Linked DNA regions of Homo sapiens: regions 1, 2 and 3 are each linked to region 4. Evidence: chromatin loops called from intact Hi-C (ENCODE). Cell type or tissue: heart left ventricle. All regions are shown on one strand. Region 1 overlaps LOC105374945 (a long non-coding RNA gene). Region 2 overlaps CD83 (CD83 molecule). Region 3 overlaps JARID2 (jumonji and AT-rich interaction domain containing 2). Region 4 overlaps JARID2 (jumonji and AT-rich interaction domain containing 2).

Region 1 (4,000 bases), 610 kb before region 4:
AGCACATCCTACTCTGAAAGAATTCAGGGAGCCCCCATGTAGCCACTGTGTCCACAGATACACCCATGGGACCCCCACCCTAACCCTACAGGCAACCTGCCACAATCCTCAGGAGGCACTTGGCACAAGAGGGACTGTCTGGGAGGAAAAACTTTTCCTCTACCCTCTTAGGTGCGGTGATTGGGGATGTGCAAACTAAACTGGCAAAAGATAGATGAGGACGAGAAAAAAAACAGATTATAATTGTATATGTACACACTGGAATTCACAAAGACTCAAGGAGTCTCAAGGAGGTGGTTAGAATTCAGGGCTTATATGCTACCCTATTAGGGGAAGGGGAGGGGCAGAGGGGCACTTCTGGGAAAACAAATGACTACTTAGAAATGGAGAAGAAATGGCACTTAGGGAAAACAAATGACTTTTTAGAAAGACAAATGTGCCCATAGGAGAATAAAAGGGAAAAATGATCTTTTTGTAACAATATCTGTTTGACTGTGGTACCAATTTCTCATTTCCAAGAAGAGAAGATTAGAATTGCTTCCAAGGAGGGGATTTATAAAAACTGAGTTCTTTTGGGAGGCTCTGCTTTTAGGCAGATAAGAGATTTCATGAACTCAAATGCCTTCAGCTCAAAATAATTTTTTTATGCCACCTTGGCTTATTCTAGACCCCTTCAGGGCCCAGGACCTCCCATGTTTAGAGATCCCAAAGCCAGTCCTGCTCTTAATTTCATGGACTCCCCCACTCCTTACCCACCAACCCAATTCAATTTCTCAACTGTGAACATTTTCTTTCATCCCTTTCCTTTCCCAGAAGGCCCAGTGTAATCCTACTCAAAGGGCCTTTACAACAAATATCAGGTGGAGTTGTCTTCTGGGTACCAACAAGTCATGCTTTGGTCTTATAAGACAAGACTCAGTTTCTCAGGAATGAGGAAGGTGAAAATACAACAGGGAGAACAAAAACACATATCTCAATAAACTGCCTGTCAAAAATATCAATGGAATGACTTAAAAACATGACTGTACTTTGGATATATGTATTTTTCTATTGTAATGTTTCATTGCATGCCCGCACATAACTTTCAGTCTCAATCATTGTTGGGGCTTCTTTCCCACCTCCATGGCATTGTCAGAATTGCTGGTATAATTATTTTACATTTATGGCCAGACACGGTGGCTCACACCTGTAATCCCAGCACTTTGGGAGGCCAAGGTGGGCGGCTCACCTGAGGTCAGGAGTTTGAGACCAGCCCGGCCAACATGGTGAAACCCCATCTCTACTAAAAGTACAAAAATTAGCCGGGCATGGTGATGCATGTCTGTAATCCCAGCTACTCAGGAGGCTGAGGCAGGAGAATCAGGAGGCAGAGGTTACAGTGAGCCAAGATCATGCCACTGCACTCCAGCCTGGGCAAGAGAGTGAGACTCTGTCTCAAAAAAAAAAAAAAAAAAAAAAAAAAATTTTTACATCTGTGATAGTCTGCCAAAAGCACCTGATTTTCAAGTTCTATATCCCCTGAACAAGTTGCAAACTACTGATATTGTATATGTGAAAATAACTTGTGCCCTGCCAAGCACATGGTGGGTGTAGAACAATGGCCTGTGTATTCTGAATAATACCATCTGATTCAATGTGGGGGAGGGAAAAAAGAGAATGAAATGTGTCTTGGGGAAGAGGGGCCACTCGCCAAGAAAAGGTGTGATCATGGCCCCCTTAGAACTGAGATCAGAAGATTTATCAGAGTATAGAAAGATTGCCAGATGAAAAACAAGATGCCCAGTTAAATTTGAATTTCAGAGAAATAATCACATTTTAAAATACAAGTATATATTATATGATATTTGGGACATACTTATACTAAAAAACATTCATGGTTTATCTGGTCAAATCTAACTGAGTATCCTATATTTTCATTTGCTAAATCTGGCAACCCTAATTACAGGGCCCTTCTAAACTATCAGCTTAAACCATTGGTAACATGGATACTGCACCCGACAGCGCCGGATTTGAAAGGGTGCCCTAAAGTAGACACCAAGGTGGGTAGGTCGAATAATGTAGCACATCATGTCAACATTGCTGCTGGCCTCCAGGCCTGCATCGCTTTTCTCTGCCGCAAGCTGGAGCTGGCACTGTTTTGGTAGCAATGGTTGCTGTGCCCTGGGCAGCAGGCAGCAAGGCATCCTGCAGGACCAGGGAGCCCTTGGCTGGGAACATTCTGTTTCCTTCACAGGTTCCTCTTCAGCCTCCAGTCCAAGGCCCAGTCTTGGGCCCCCGCTCTCCTTTCTTCACGCTTTCTCTAAAAGAACATTTTTCCAGGCTCACACTTTCTTTCAATCATCACCTCTAAGCGGATTTAGTCTCCAGGGGCTCAGGCAGCAGCCCCACTGTTGAGCTGCACTTGGGTTCCTCATCATGTTCTTAAACTCAAACAGGCAAAACAAAACTCACAACCCTCCCTCCAGACCAGCAGCCCCTCCTCGTGTCTTTGGGTAGCCCTGGTCTCTATTAGTCCAACCCCTGGTGGCATCTTTGACATCACTTTCTTTCCCTTCCCATAACAAATCAGTCTCCATAGTCTCAGCAGTTTTTGTTGTTATTGTTTATTTTATTTTCATGATATTGGCGCTCAATTACAATGCCCCCAAATCCAGGCTTTCTGTCTCCAAGTCTGTCTTGTTATTGTCATTCCCCTGCTGAAAAGTTTCCATGGCTTCCAGCTTCCTGCAAGGTTAAACAGAAACTTTTTTTCCTGTCTTTCATGGCCCTCCATAATAAAGGCCTGCTCTGCCCAGAAACTTCGGTTCCTACTATTTCCCAACACATTTCCTCTTTCACAGCAAGGCTCCCGACCTCTGTCTCAGGAATCCATCAATCCCATTTCCATCTCCACTGCCCCTTTCCCCATGGAGAATGTTCTTGCCTCCAGCTGTCTAAATCCTGCCCATCCTTTAGAGACAAGGGCAATTTCCTTTTATATTGTGGAGATTTCCTTGTCTAATCCAGCCTGCTGGGATCTCTTTCTACAGCCTTTACCTTACAACAAAGGACTGTAAGGATACAATCATGAAATTTTCTTTGATTAAAAGGATGGAGGAGGCTGCTCCCTTCACCAAGATCCTGACTTTTCTCTCTTTGCACAATATTTTTGGTATCCTTTTGGGGTGGAGCAACTGAGTCAGGAGAAAGATTTTCCAGCTCCACAGGCAGAGTCCCCTCTAGACACAGACTTCCAGTATCTCCCAGCATCTGGTCTCCAAATCGGTGACACACATACTAAGCAAACGGCTTTGAGGAGCTCACTTTTCCCTCCAAAATGAAAACAATGAGAAAAATCTAAATTGTATTGCATTATGATAAAAATGTTCCCCAGTGTTAATTTAATGCATAGGCAGTGCTTATGGTTCTTCTTGACCTTAGTGAAACTTTTTTTTTTTTAAGGCTACTATTGTAGTAGATCTTTGGCACTGGTCAATGCTATGAGTCAACCCTTTGAGGAAGTTGTGGATCTTGGTTTGTGATTTATCCAGTGCTGCCTAGTTAATATCCTGACTTCTCCCAGCTCCCAGCTCTGCTCGTCCAGCGGTTTCCATCAGTTCAGAAACATGAGGCCCCAGGGCAGGACCGCATTCTCTAGTGAATCCATTTCAGATACTATCATTAAAGCCCATCGTGAATAAAGCTATGGTGGGCCTAAATCCAATCTTTGTTTCTGAAATTTGGTAAGGACCATCTTCTTCATAAGAGTTCTAATGCTTTCAAATTTCATAACTATCCAGATGGAACAAATAAAGACATTGATTCTAAATGGCCATTTCCCCTAGATATTGATGGGCTGGGAATAACAAGAATGATTCATGGAATCACATGAAATCAAATTCCATTTGGAAACTGGGTAAGGTAAAAACCGTATATATAAAAAATATATAAGAGGCCAATCACCAGCAATGTAATTTTAATCATATCCTGGGACCTTGCTCTAATTAGCAAGATCATTTCT
Region 2 (4,000 bases), 1.4 Mb before region 4:
TTGAGTAATTAATTTGCTGAAATTGTGTTGTGCTTTAGCGCACTGTACTACAATATTAGCATTGTGAAGCGTGCATTAAATAGTTCCTGTCAATTATGGTTGGCTGTGAATGAATCTGAGGGTTCCTTTTGTTATAAATTACTATTTCCTAAAATGGTTTTGCAGAGAAGCAATGGAACACTTTTAGATTTGGAATGTTTAAAGAGCTGTTCTTGCCAGTGGTTGATTTTGAGTGAGCTCCAATGTTTATGAGAACTCATAAAACAAAGCAAAGTGGGGATGGCCCATTTGCTGTTACTCCGTTTTCCTCCCACTGAAATTTCCCTCCAGTTTTTGGTGGTGCCTCTGCCACAGTTAGCTCATCTGATAAAGCAGGGTGATAGCTGCCTGGCCACGTATCTGATGATAATGATATGAGCTTTTGCATACGGTCCCTTGATCCTGCTAGGGCCCCACCCCCATTCTGAGCATGCAACATTAACATAAAAACTACCACGCCTTTTGCAGCTGTGGATAAACCCCAAATTCCACAGCTGGGGGTCACAAGAGAAAGTTTAGCTGAAAATGTATATACCTAAAACTGGAAGTTAGAGGGAGGGTTATGAAATATTTCCAGGTGCAATGTATGAATTTACAGGGAATTCTTTTTGCTGTAGTTAGTTATTAGGCAAACAGCGCTGTTCATTGGTTTGGCAAGAGTTCCTAGGTTTTGCGGATAGTTCTCTGGGTCATTTAGGAAAAGGGGTGTTTGGAAGATGACCCTGTGAGAGTTGAGATATTTTGCCATGATCCCACTGGTGGCAGCACATCAGAATTCTGCAGGTCGCTTTGAGGTTCTTTGTTTTGCCTTCTCCCTTGATTCTTCCTTCTGTTCTTATGGCTCACCCTGCCTTTGTTTTGCCATTTAAAAATAACTAGCGGCCCACTGACGGTTTTGCCAGAGGCCCTTGGAAATCTAACCGTCAAATAAATTTTATTGGTGTTGCTGCTGATTTTTAAAATGAATTCTCTGCAAATAGGCAGAAGTTACTGCCAGCCAGTTTTGATCACCAGCACCTTTTTGCTTCAACAGTTCCCAGCAGCTAACACAATAATGGGGCCATCTTTATGTAAATAGACACAATAGTTTATGTTTCTACCAGCTCCAGAGGGGTTCACAGTGTTGATCTTGACTTTCAGATGGGCCTTTCTGAGCTGAGGGAGGGGTTGCTGGATGGGAGAGGAGCTTCCCAGGAGAAAACCATGGGTGAATAATCTCAAAACGGTTGTTGCAGCTACACTCGCATTTGGAGGTTAATTTAGAAAAAGAAAAGCAAGATTGGACATCGGAATGGGGACTGCAGGGACTGGGCCGAGCTAATTATTTCAAACTGGCCTTTCAGGCCATCCTAGACACAGATTGGCCCTGGATGGGCCTCGGTCTCTGGTCTCTTGAAAGCCCTTGCCTGGTAGGAAGAAGCCGCTCTGCCAGGCAGCGGAAGGGAGAGGCAAGCAGTGTGAGCCCATGACGAGGCTTCAGTTTATGGTTTACTTAGGCTTGAAAAGGGAAAAATGGTGCTAAATTAGATGTGTTCTGGAATCAGATGGACACTGTTAGTTTCCTCTAAATTTCCTTGGCCCCACCTCCTTTTTGTGCTTTATTTTTGCACACCTATGGGCCCCAGTCTTTTAGCTTCCTCCCATAGATTCTTGATTATTTAGGAAGGAATCTTTCCACACAAAAAGGACCATCAAGAAATGGGATTTATGTCCGCAGACTCGGCCTGAGAAGAGCCGTTCATCTCAGCTCAGGGCTGGGAGGGAGCTGAGCAGGTTTTCTTGCAGGAGCGATCAATCTGCCACCAGATGTCTCTGTAGCCCACTCTACAGGAATGCTCACAAACACCAGGGCTGGAGCCTGAGCTTTCCGGTGACCTTGTGGTATATGCTCTGAATTAATAAATGAAGCAGAAATGACTGTGTGTGTGTGTGTGTGTGTGTGTGTGTGTATACGAGTGCACACGTGCCCATGTGTATGTATTTTCTTTCCTGAGTTGCTTCTCAGAGTATTCCCCTAACTCCTTGGTTATCTCTTTCCCTACACTGAGTTCCTTCCTAAAAGTCAGAGAAGAGTTGTAGGGTGCTCCCAGAACGGGAGATTCATCATTGATAGGTGCAAGCAAAGACAGTGGCAGTGGGCCCTGATAATCTCTGTCTCCTTCCCTAAGGTGGCTCTTGGGTGCAGTTATCATGCTAGGGACAGGTAAGGAATGTCACTTAATCCTGGGCTCCCTGCTGGTCCCCAGCCAACCAGCAAAGGGAAACTCAGGTGCTGCTAGGGGATGTCATTGTTGAAGGGCTGCCCAGGAAGGCTGAAAACAAGGATTTGCTTTACTGCATGTGTACATTCATTTTAGAAGCTTTAAAGTATTTCAATGGAGGAGCAACTTAGCAAGTTAATTAGGCAAATTAAAAATATGTCTAGGAAAGAGAGAATTAATGGTGAATGTGGTATGAGCCTAATCTATGCAGTGGGAGATGCTGTGGACACTCCACCAGTTTGATCACAAAGAATTCACAGAAAGCAAGCCGCGCACGGTGGCTCACGCCTGTAATCCCAGAACTTTGGGAGGCCGAGGCGGGCGGATCGCTTGAGTCTGGGAGTTCAAGACCAGCTTGGGCAACAGAGCAAGACACTGCCTCTAAAAAAACAAACAAATAAAAATTAGCCAGGTGTGGTGGCACAGGCTTCTAGTCCTAGCTACTGGAGAGGCTGAGGTGGGAGTACCAGAAGGTTGACTCAGGAGGCCAAGGGTGCAGTGAGCCATGATCAAGCCAGTTCTCTCCAGCCTGGGTGATAGAGCGAGACCCTGTCTCAAAAAAGAAAAAAAGAAAGCCAGCCAGATAAAATGTCTGGCTAAATTGGGCATCTCCCCAAGTCCGGCTGGTCTGTCCTGAGTACAGTGAAGTCAGCTGTTACTGCCCTTCCATGTGGAGTTTGATATGAGCAGCAAATGATCTGACACATACACTCTCTATAAAGCATGCTTCTCAGCTGTCTCACTGCCATAGTACAGAGAAAAGGTGTGGCACATTCGGCGACGTCAGGCATGACCACACAGAGACACAGCCCTTGAGGAACAAGGTGACTGTTCGCAGGAGGCGTTGCTCATCTGCTTATCTGATTTTAGTTGAATTGTCTGGCAAGGATCATAACAGATTTAGGAATTTTTCCAAATAAAAGGCTGGGATACAAAAATAGGAATCATTCAGTGGGTGAGTTGGTATCTGAAGAAAACAAGAGAACATTTAATACAGAACAGTCCTATCTATACATGTATACATAGACACAAAATATAATCCAGCAAGATTCACACACAGCATATCACTGTCATCAACAGTGACTCTCTCTCCCTAATATAGGGTGGAAATTGGGATACTTATGATAGAATCATGAGATGTAGTCCTGATATATTCCGAAGATGTAGCCTTGGGAATTTTCATAGATCTTTCCTCCCCCAGAGGTCACACACACACAAAAGCATCACGTCTTGTTTTACAAACATAAGTTGAGGCTGGATCTTCTGAAAACAAAATGGAAACATTGGTGTCGAGTTGGAGTGCTTGCAGTGGACCGTGATGCGCTCTGATTCCTTCTTCACAGTTATTGGAGGGTGGTGAAGAGAGGATGGAGACACCCCAGGAAGACCACCTCAGGGGACAGCACTATCATCAGAAGGGGCAAAATGGTTCTTTCGACGCCCCCAATGAAAGGCCCTATTCCCTGAAGATCCGAAACACTACCAGCTGCAACTCGGGGACATACAGGTGCACTCTGCAGGACCCGGATGGGCAGAGAAACCTAAGTGGCAAGGTGATCTTGAGAGTGACAGGTGAGGTGACCTGCTGCACTTGTTTTCTTCTTGAACAATGCATGTGTACTTCCTTTAGGTCCTAAAATCGTTCCTCTCTTTTGGAGTGTAGCTCTAGAGCTTTGGATCACATCTGTGGCTGAAAGTGG
Region 3 (4,000 bases), 91 kb before region 4:
GAGCAAAGAAAAGTTCTTCCCCAGTCTTTCCGCCCTCTGCTCTTTCTTGTCTTTAAATATTGTAAGTTGTGTTGTTATTCCTAAATTGAATCCATTTCTTAGTGTTATTCTTGGTCTTCCAGAGGATGCTGTGAGTCTAATAGGGTAGTTTGCATGTTTCTTCTTTAGTAGGGGACCAACATTTCATGTAAACAGTCTAAAACTTATGGCTATTTACAACGGAGAGTTTTGTTAAGTCTCCTTCCTGGCCTGACAGACACAGGACTGACTCGCATGTACTGTGTTTTAGGAAATATTGCCTGCATGATCAGGAAGTAATGACGATGGTCAGGCTTTTCTTATTTCTTAAAATTTAAATACCCGTTTCTCTTTAATTGACTAGAATAGGAGGAAGCAGTGGAGATAGGAAAGGGGCAGATAGTGTTTTATTAGTGCTGATGCCTGTGTGCACTCTGAGTGTTTGAGTGACAGAACTGGGGGTGTTCAGGAAAACCACTAATCATACGTGATTCTGAAACTTCATTTCTGGCCAACTGTTTATGTCTCGGCGTTTCTACTTTTCTTACCAACCTTGCTGAGAATTAGCATAATCAGAATATCTGCCTCAGGTCTCCTTTCCAATTCTCTGCTTTGGGTGCTGTTGATCATTGAAGCAGCCAAAAGACATGTCCCAGTAGAAGGAAGAGGAAAAAGGCCAAATAGTCATCCCCCGAATGTCCTTTAATTGACTCTGTATGACTTACGCTGTAGTGGGGTGCATTCCAAACACTTGTTCACTGTTAACAGGAACGTGCTGCACTGTAGAGCACTAAATAAGGGTCTGCTCTGGGGGCTCACCCTGGCAGCCATTGGAGAGCACCTCTTCTCCAGCCTTCTATGTTCTGTAGGGAATTGTATATTGAGGTTACCCCACCCCTTCTTCCCCAGTGCCACTGGGTTCTCGGATAGCCTCCTGTCTGTTGAGACATAGGAGCTACCTCTGTGACCTTTGCTAAGAGACAAACTTGTTTTTAGCCACAGTTTCATCATCTATGAAGTGGGGGAATTGTAGTAGAGTATCTCTGAGGCCCTATGTATAATTATGATTTTAAAGTGGTGGATATCAACTAGACACTAAGGAGGACCATCATCTACCTTCGTGATGTCTGTGTGTGTGTGTGTGTTTATGTACATGTATATATATATTTATGTTTATATATTTTTGATGTAAGAAGTTGTGGCATGTTCATGAGCTTTAATTATTTAGGAAACAAGAGTTGGCCATTGTGGAGAGAATACCCGCTAGCCTGGGTGACTTCACTCCTGAGCAAAGTTGACATCTACCTTCAGGGTTTTTGTGAGGTATAAATAAGTTACTGTGTGTGAAGTATTAGAACCCAGAAGGTCCTCGTTAGATGGTTCCACAACTAGGAAAGAAGAAACTGAAAGTATTAGTAAGGCATGTTTCCATTTCCTCTGGATGCATCTGAGGAAAACTTCCAGTGCCATGTGGACTTGGCCACCATCTTCCTCCCATTGGAAGGGCATGAAGAGAAGCATGTGGTAGTGTTGAGAGCATGTGTTTTGGACATTATCATTGCTGGTTGAAGTTCAAAGAAAGGCTTCAAGAAAATTGACTTTAAAAATCAAAAAGCTATAACATATGAAAGGAGATGTGTACTCCAGTTGTCTGAGGCCAGGGAGCTGGCCAGCCCTCAGTTGGACTCCTGCCTTTTTCACCCCTCCCAGCAGCTGCCAGACCACAGAGCCAGTTCTGTGAAAGATCCTCAAGAAACAATGAGAGAAAACAGCTTCTGTTTGATTAGATTAGATCAATTTATGTGCCTCGGGGAGGGGCCTGCGCAGGGCAGGGGGAGGGGTGCCCCTCTGTTGTTGGTGGGGGCAGCGGTGGCCCATGCGGTCACTTCATAAGTAATGAGGCTCCGTGGAAGCTGGAATCAGAGTAAGGGGGAGGGCGGGCTGGAGGAGGAGCATGTGGAAAGAGATTTCTGCAGTCTGTCTGGAGAGCTGCCCAGGTTTCCCAGCCAAAAAAACAAATAAAAATAAATAAAAGGCAAGTGCTGAATGACACAGATTATGATATTAAAAAGGGATGCCATTGAAACTGCGCCCTGGAGTCCGCTGTCTGTGGGGGTGGGGTGTGCTTGGCAATGGGGTGGGGGCATCTGACCGGCTGGGGACACAAAAGTGTGCACAATTAAACTGTGAATGTCCCCCTCCCCCCATATGTCAGAAATTCTATACTTCGGATTTGTCTGCATTGCAGGTTGGGGAAATGGCAGGATGAAAAGCTAGTGACTCTTTTCCTTTTTCTCATTTTAATTTATCAGGGTGGGGGGAGCCAGCCGGAGACCCCTCCTCTTTGGTGTTCGATTCCCTCCCTTGCACATAAATAACCTTCTCTCCTGGCTGCCTCCCCTCCCCCTCGGCCCCATTGCTGTTCTGGCCGTCCTATTGCCGCGCGGAATCTGCACTGCCGCTTGCTTATTACGTACAGGGGAGGATTGTTGACAAGTGCTCCGGAGCCTGCCTCACTGCGCTCTTCCTCCCTCCCTCCCTCTGTCCTTCTTCCTCTCTGTCTCTCTGCAATGATCCGGCTCTGAGGATGGCTGCTCCACGGGTCTGTCAGGTGCAGTTTTTGGTGGCTTATCTTGAGGAACCTGGGATAGAAGGTCTGTTCCTATAAATAAAAGACAAACCAAATAGCTCTAGATTTGTTTCAGGCTGGTATGGCTTTTGTTGGAGAAATAGGCCTTTGTGGGTTTCCCTGCTGGGGTCCTGATTAAATCCATTGTGGATGGCAAGGTGCTATATATATATATATATATGAGAGACTATGTAAAAAGTGTTGCAATTTGCTTAATATTAATATTCTTTTAGCTTTGATATCCTCCCTAGGGGCAATGGTGGCTCCTGCAAAGGCACTGTGGAAATTTACAAGAGAGAATTAATGTCGCTCTTAAAGCATTAAGCTCTGTTGACCATTTTGGCCAAAGCTGCAGTTTCAATCAGGCTTGTATGACTTTAGACATTTCTCTGGAGACTGAATGCCATCCAGCTATAGCTGGTCCCTTTTATTTTATTACCAATTTATCTGATCATTTCCCAGCATTTAAAAATAAATGTTTGATTAAAGTTAATTAGTTCATCCTCACCATAGCTCTGGTTTCCTTCATAAACAGCATGTTTGCTTTCATTTCCATTAATCCTTTCTTTTTCTTCCTCCATCATCTTTCCTTGAAAGATGGAGGAAACTGAGGCATGCAAATAGATCCTGAGACCTGAAGTGGTTCTGGATTGAGACCTTTAAACTTCGAGTGCTCTTGATTCTTCTCCCGAATTTCGTGCATTAATTCATGTCTGTATTACTGTCTGTAAACACAGATGAATTTCAGGAACCTTCAATGTTTGGTGCCTCAAATCTTAGCAGATTCCATGGCCACATTCCTATAGTGCTGCTTTCTGTACTGCTTCCATTCATTATATTTCAGTAGTGGAAAGAATGCTGCTCTGGGAGGCAGTAGGCCTTTCTGAAGTTATTTGTTGTCAGCAGTTTTTTTTTTTTTTTTTTTTTTACTTTGAATGGACTACTTAATCCTCTCTGAATATATTCATTTGAAAAGTAGGAGGGCAGTTGATTTCTTGATATGTGAGTGAGGTAATAAGGAAACAGGGGAACTACTGTCCCTCCTAGTCATGCTACAAAGAAAACAGAACTTAGAACTTCCAAGAGATTCCTTTTATCCTAGGGAATGAAGGCAGCCCAGAGAGGTTTCAGGGCAAAGGGTGTGGCTGTTTATTTATCTACAAATTATGGTGTCAGTCAGGACACAAAGTTTGTGGAGCTTTGCCCATTTATCATTACAGATTAGTACACAAACCGATAACTTTATGGCACTTGTCGATCGAGTTAAAGCAGCAGCTTTGCTTATCTTTGGAGAGCCTGGCTCAAATTGGATACCTGGTTTCTTTTGGTACCTTACATTTGTGGGGTAAAGAT
Region 4 (4,000 bases):
CAGGAAAGAGGTCCTGGGGTGCCCCTCACACAGCCGGCCTCTGTCCTCTGAGTTAGTGCAGGAGTTTCAGCTGCTTCCGGGGCTCAGGGTAGAGTCCTTGCAGGGAGCGCCATGTGCTCATGCAGGGCATCCTGCAGGTGTTGACGGGGATCCTCTCCTGTCACCCTTTCCCCACTTTCTCCCTCTTCCCTCTCCTCCTCCTTCCCTGTTCCAGTCTAACCAGCCCAGATGGGTTGACCCATGGCTCCAGATTCTAATTTGGCTCTGACTCTGACCTTCAATGAGACTTGAGATGTGATATTTAACCTTCCTGGGCCCTATTATTCCTTTGGAGCCAGTCTGGCCAACTCCTTATACCAGGGACATTGTGAGAAATAAAAGGAAAATTTTCAAACCCTCAGATCCTATTAGTTAAGTACTCTGAAAATAAGGTCAGTAAAAGCAAATTGTAGATTCCCTTGTGACTGCTTGATACAAGTGATTAGACTGTGACCTTTCATCTTTTCAACTGCATGAAAGATATGGGCCCAGAGGATACTCTGATCTTTCATTTCAAATATGATATGTGGATTTTTTTTTGTTATTGTTCAGCTTAAAAGCATAAATGTGACTGTATTGAAATGTGGAGGAATGTAATTTTTAGGGGGTGCTGCCGAGAAGTGCCTTTGCTCTGCTTGCTATAATGAACTGTGTGGGTGCATGCACCTGTCTTCCAAGTCTAAAACCACTTCCCCTCGTGCGAACTGGGCAATGCCATTTGATAGTGTGTGCGATTTATGGAGTCCCTAGAACCCGAGAGTTAGAACACACCAGTGCGTACTTCACCTAAGCCTTTTTCTTGGTGAGAGGGCTCTGGCCCCGGCCGTTTACTCTCGATTATACCAAATGAGCTGTCTTTGTCATGGAATGCACATGCCTGTATAACATTGCATTGTCATGGGGCTGGGAGTGCCCCTGGGTAATAATTTGGTTGTATGGTAAGGGTCTCACCAAGGAGCAAATGGTGTTTTTCTGTTGCTTTCCTGCAGTAGTACTTCTGCTTACATGCAGTGACAGAAAGTAACAAGTTTAGGATAGTCCAACAGACGAGCTTTATTTCTAGCAAGGGTTTTGAAGTATTAGTTTTCCAAGAGAGTCATGAGCAGGTTTTGTACTTGTGTAGAAATTTGTGTGGTTTGTAAGCCAGGATATTGAACCAGATGTGGCCACATGTGATTCTCATTTCTTACGCTGAGGCTGAGTGTGAGAAGAAAATGATCAACTGGCTAATCCCACTGGTTTTGCAGGACCTTCCATTGAGCTATAGGCTACTGTCACTGAAGAGGTTTTCATATGAAAATGTACAAGCCTTGCAGAAAAATCCTGCCCTAGTAAGATTCAGAGAGGGCCAAGGAATTGAGAATATTCTTTTAAAGTTCTGGAAAATACGGCTATTGAGAAGGAAACATAGAAAATCATATTAGTTTTTAAAAAAGTTAAAGGTTTTCTTCTCATGACATTATTTTGTCATTTGAATTGCACTTGCTGGTGGTGGGGTATTTGTGACTCAGTTACATTGCCTTCAGTGGGAGGAGAGGTTATAGGTACATCTAGATTGCCCAGTGGAACCCAGGCATCTCTTTTAGAGCACATTTGCCTTGGCCTTGGCCTTGGCTAGGAGGCTCCTGCCCATCTGCTGCTGCGGTCAGTGTTTGAGCAGGCTGCTCCTCCCCTTCCATAACTCACTGTCTGTCCAGTGCATTTCGCTTCTGTTTAGGCTCTTTGTTTTTGATTCAAGTTTTAAAGTGCAAATGGACTACCCCCAGCCACCAACTGTTTCTCTCTCTGGGCCTCTGGTTCTGTTTTGAAAGGCTGGCAGAGGCCTCGGCTCAACGGCTCCCTCTCGTGGAGAAGAAGAACTTGCCAGTGAATCTGAGGTTGAACTGAGGACAGCGTCATAATCTTGAACGACTAAAACATTTTTGCTTAGTTAACCAAAAACATCAGAGTCATTTCTCATCTTCTGCTCTGCCTTGGAAGTGCATGTTTCTCCTTTTCATCTGTCATCATACTGAGTTGATTTAAATATTGTGTGTGTCGGTGGTGGGGTGGAGAAAAACCCATAAGGATGGAGGGGAGAGATTTTATATTCTTAAAGCAAGCACACAGAGTGTGGATTGGGTACAGTTTTTAAGATGGAATTTCTGTTATTAAGAACAAAGTCAGGTAGGAACGTTTGATGTCCTGGACTTTCATATCTCTCACCTTATATCCCTTCTGCAAGAAGAATGAGGTATTGTTGCCAGTACTCATCTGGCCGAACGTAACTTGAAAATGCTCTCAACCTTGCCTGTTAAATTGAAACCATTCTCTTATGACTAGGAGGGATTGCTTTAATATCTCATGGCCGTGTGCCTGGGATCACCTGAGATACAGGTGACGGATGGCTGTGGGCCAAGGAGCACACGCTGCAGACACCTCACTTTCTGCAGAGCTGGGTTGGGGGCTGGGGGCAATGGGCTGAGAAGCCAGAAATCCACAACAGAGCTGAGAGAAGGAGTAACTTCAAGCACTTATGTATAAAGCTGCTCAGCTGAAATGTATTGTCATTCAATGGAGGGTCCTGCTGTAGCCCACGTCGGCGCTAATTCTTCAGTGAGTTCAGATGACTTCCTGTGTGTGCTCTTCTGTGGAATCCCTCAGGACGTGCAGCGGTGGCCTTCCTTGTAGTGCACTGGCTGCATAACTGGGGCTGTGTGGTTTTAATTGATACAGAGGTGGGTTGAGGGAGACCTTCGGTAACAAGGTAAGACAATGCCTTCCTCCATTCTTCTGTTTCCTTTTGTACTGATTAAGTGTTGGCTCCTTATAGACAAGTCCAGGCCAGGAAAAGGGGTGTCCTTTTGTTAGATTGGTGGGTCCCAGGTTTCCCCACAATGGTGGTGCTGGCTGGGTTGTTGGTTCTGTTTTATTTCTCCCTTTTAGGACACATGGAGCAGCTTAAGGGGCTTCCTATGTTAGCTTTTCAGCTCCCCTGTGGCCTCTCGTGGTGGGCATAGAACACGGACCCTCTGGGTTTCGAGGAGGAAGATGGCCAGTGACACTTGCCTTTTTCAGTCTTCGTAATTGTTTGAACTTCGCTGGTCTGTGTTGTGGGTGAGATCCATCTAGTCTTTGAGCTTGTTATATGGGCATGCGTGTGTGATATCTGGGTGGATACTGTTGAAGATAACTCCTATAATAAGAAGGAAAATATTGCAACTCATTTCTCTCATAAAGCAAGTTATTTGAATGTATACCTTGCCAATAATTCAGTATTTAGGTTTTCAGAAAGATGTAAACAAGGTGTTCCTTTTGCCATTGAAGATAGTGATATATAGAATTCAGCTGTGTTGAAAATTTACTTCCCTGTAGCATTGCTAGCCATGAACTCAGGTGCCCCCGAGAAGCCAGAATGGATGGAACCAAAGGCCTTACACTCTTATTTGAGATAGAATATGAGAGACATAGCACTCTGGTATTTGGACAGCGGTGTTAGGGAAGGGTAGGGTCCACGGATTTGTGGGAACACTGAGACATCTGAGGCTTTTAAACACTGATTCCCTTTCTTGATCCTCACCAATTAGCACAGAATCTAGAGGGAAGGGATTTACATTATTTTGAAGCTCCCCTAAGGGTTTTAGGGGTGCCAGGTTTGGAAAACACTGAACTAAACCTCAGCAAGTAGTGGTGGCTGATGCCTGAACCTCACAGGAGTTGGGTTATGTCCGGCACCATCTGGAGTTTGCCATTTTGATTAGCGATATACGAAGCCGCACTGTGTCCGTCTCCTTAAGGAGACTCTTGTGCTGGGAGTAGGGCTGAAACAGATTGCACCCCTACAGGTTAAAAGGAGATTGAGCCAACTGTAGAGGTGTTGTCTTTTGCTGTCTGAACCTGAGATAGAGCCCTTCCCCAAGGTCCTGGATTCCCTGAGGCCCATTCCCCCACCCCCACCCAGCCCCACCAGCCTTTGTTGCTG

The links. Peaks named below come from ENCODE experiments on the same cell type or tissue, not always from the same donor. Only the 100,000 strongest peaks of a DNase experiment are listed, where the experiment ranks them.
Region 1: it touches region 4 in a loop (2.7-fold over the local background); 7 of 110 quality-filtered maps call a loop at or near these places.
Region 2: a loop joins it to region 4, with 5 times the contacts of the local background. A loop is called at or near these places in 22 of 110 quality-filtered maps.
Region 3: it touches region 4 in a loop (2.4-fold over the local background); 10 of 110 quality-filtered maps call a loop at or near these places.

The regions. Positions count from the first base shown.
Region 1 is chr6:14,878,078-14,882,077 of GRCh38, forward strand. All of the region lies in intron 2 of LOC105374945 (a long non-coding RNA gene), which reads right to left. Among named protein-coding and RNA genes, the nearest start is that of JARID2-DT, 370 kb to the right of the region's middle. RefSeq lists enhancers at 1,668-2,178, 2,179-2,688. In heart left ventricle, a CTCF peak has its summit at 2,118; a DNase peak (open chromatin) is centred at 2,050; H3K27ac peaks cover 1,464 bases.
Region 2 is chr6:14,127,877-14,131,876 of GRCh38, forward strand. CD83 (CD83 molecule) reads left to right here. Exons shown (of 5, transcript NM_004233.4): 3 at 3,644-3,872. Among named protein-coding and RNA genes, the nearest start is that of CD83, 12 kb to the left of the region's middle. RefSeq lists enhancers at 667-1,265, 1,896-1,945. In heart left ventricle, a CTCF peak has its summit at 1,841 (motif pointing right); a DNase peak (open chromatin) is centred at 1,853.
Region 3 is chr6:15,398,346-15,402,345 of GRCh38, forward strand. The region is part of intron 2 of JARID2 (jumonji and AT-rich interaction domain containing 2); the gene reads left to right. Among named protein-coding and RNA genes, the nearest start is that of DTNBP1-AS1, 150 kb to the right of the region's middle. In heart left ventricle, no CTCF peak of the experiment used is centred here; DNase peaks (open chromatin) are centred at 1,726, 1,956 and 2,476; H3K4me3 peaks cover 1,374 bases; H3K27ac peaks cover 1,238 bases.
Region 4 is chr6:15,489,691-15,493,690 of GRCh38, forward strand. The region is part of intron 6 of JARID2 (jumonji and AT-rich interaction domain containing 2); the gene reads left to right. Among named protein-coding and RNA genes, the nearest start is that of DTNBP1-AS1, 54 kb to the right of the region's middle. RefSeq lists an enhancer at 2,000-2,501. In heart left ventricle, CTCF peaks have their summits at 1,883 (motif pointing left) and 2,100; a DNase peak (open chromatin) is centred at 1,867; H3K27ac peaks cover 359 bases.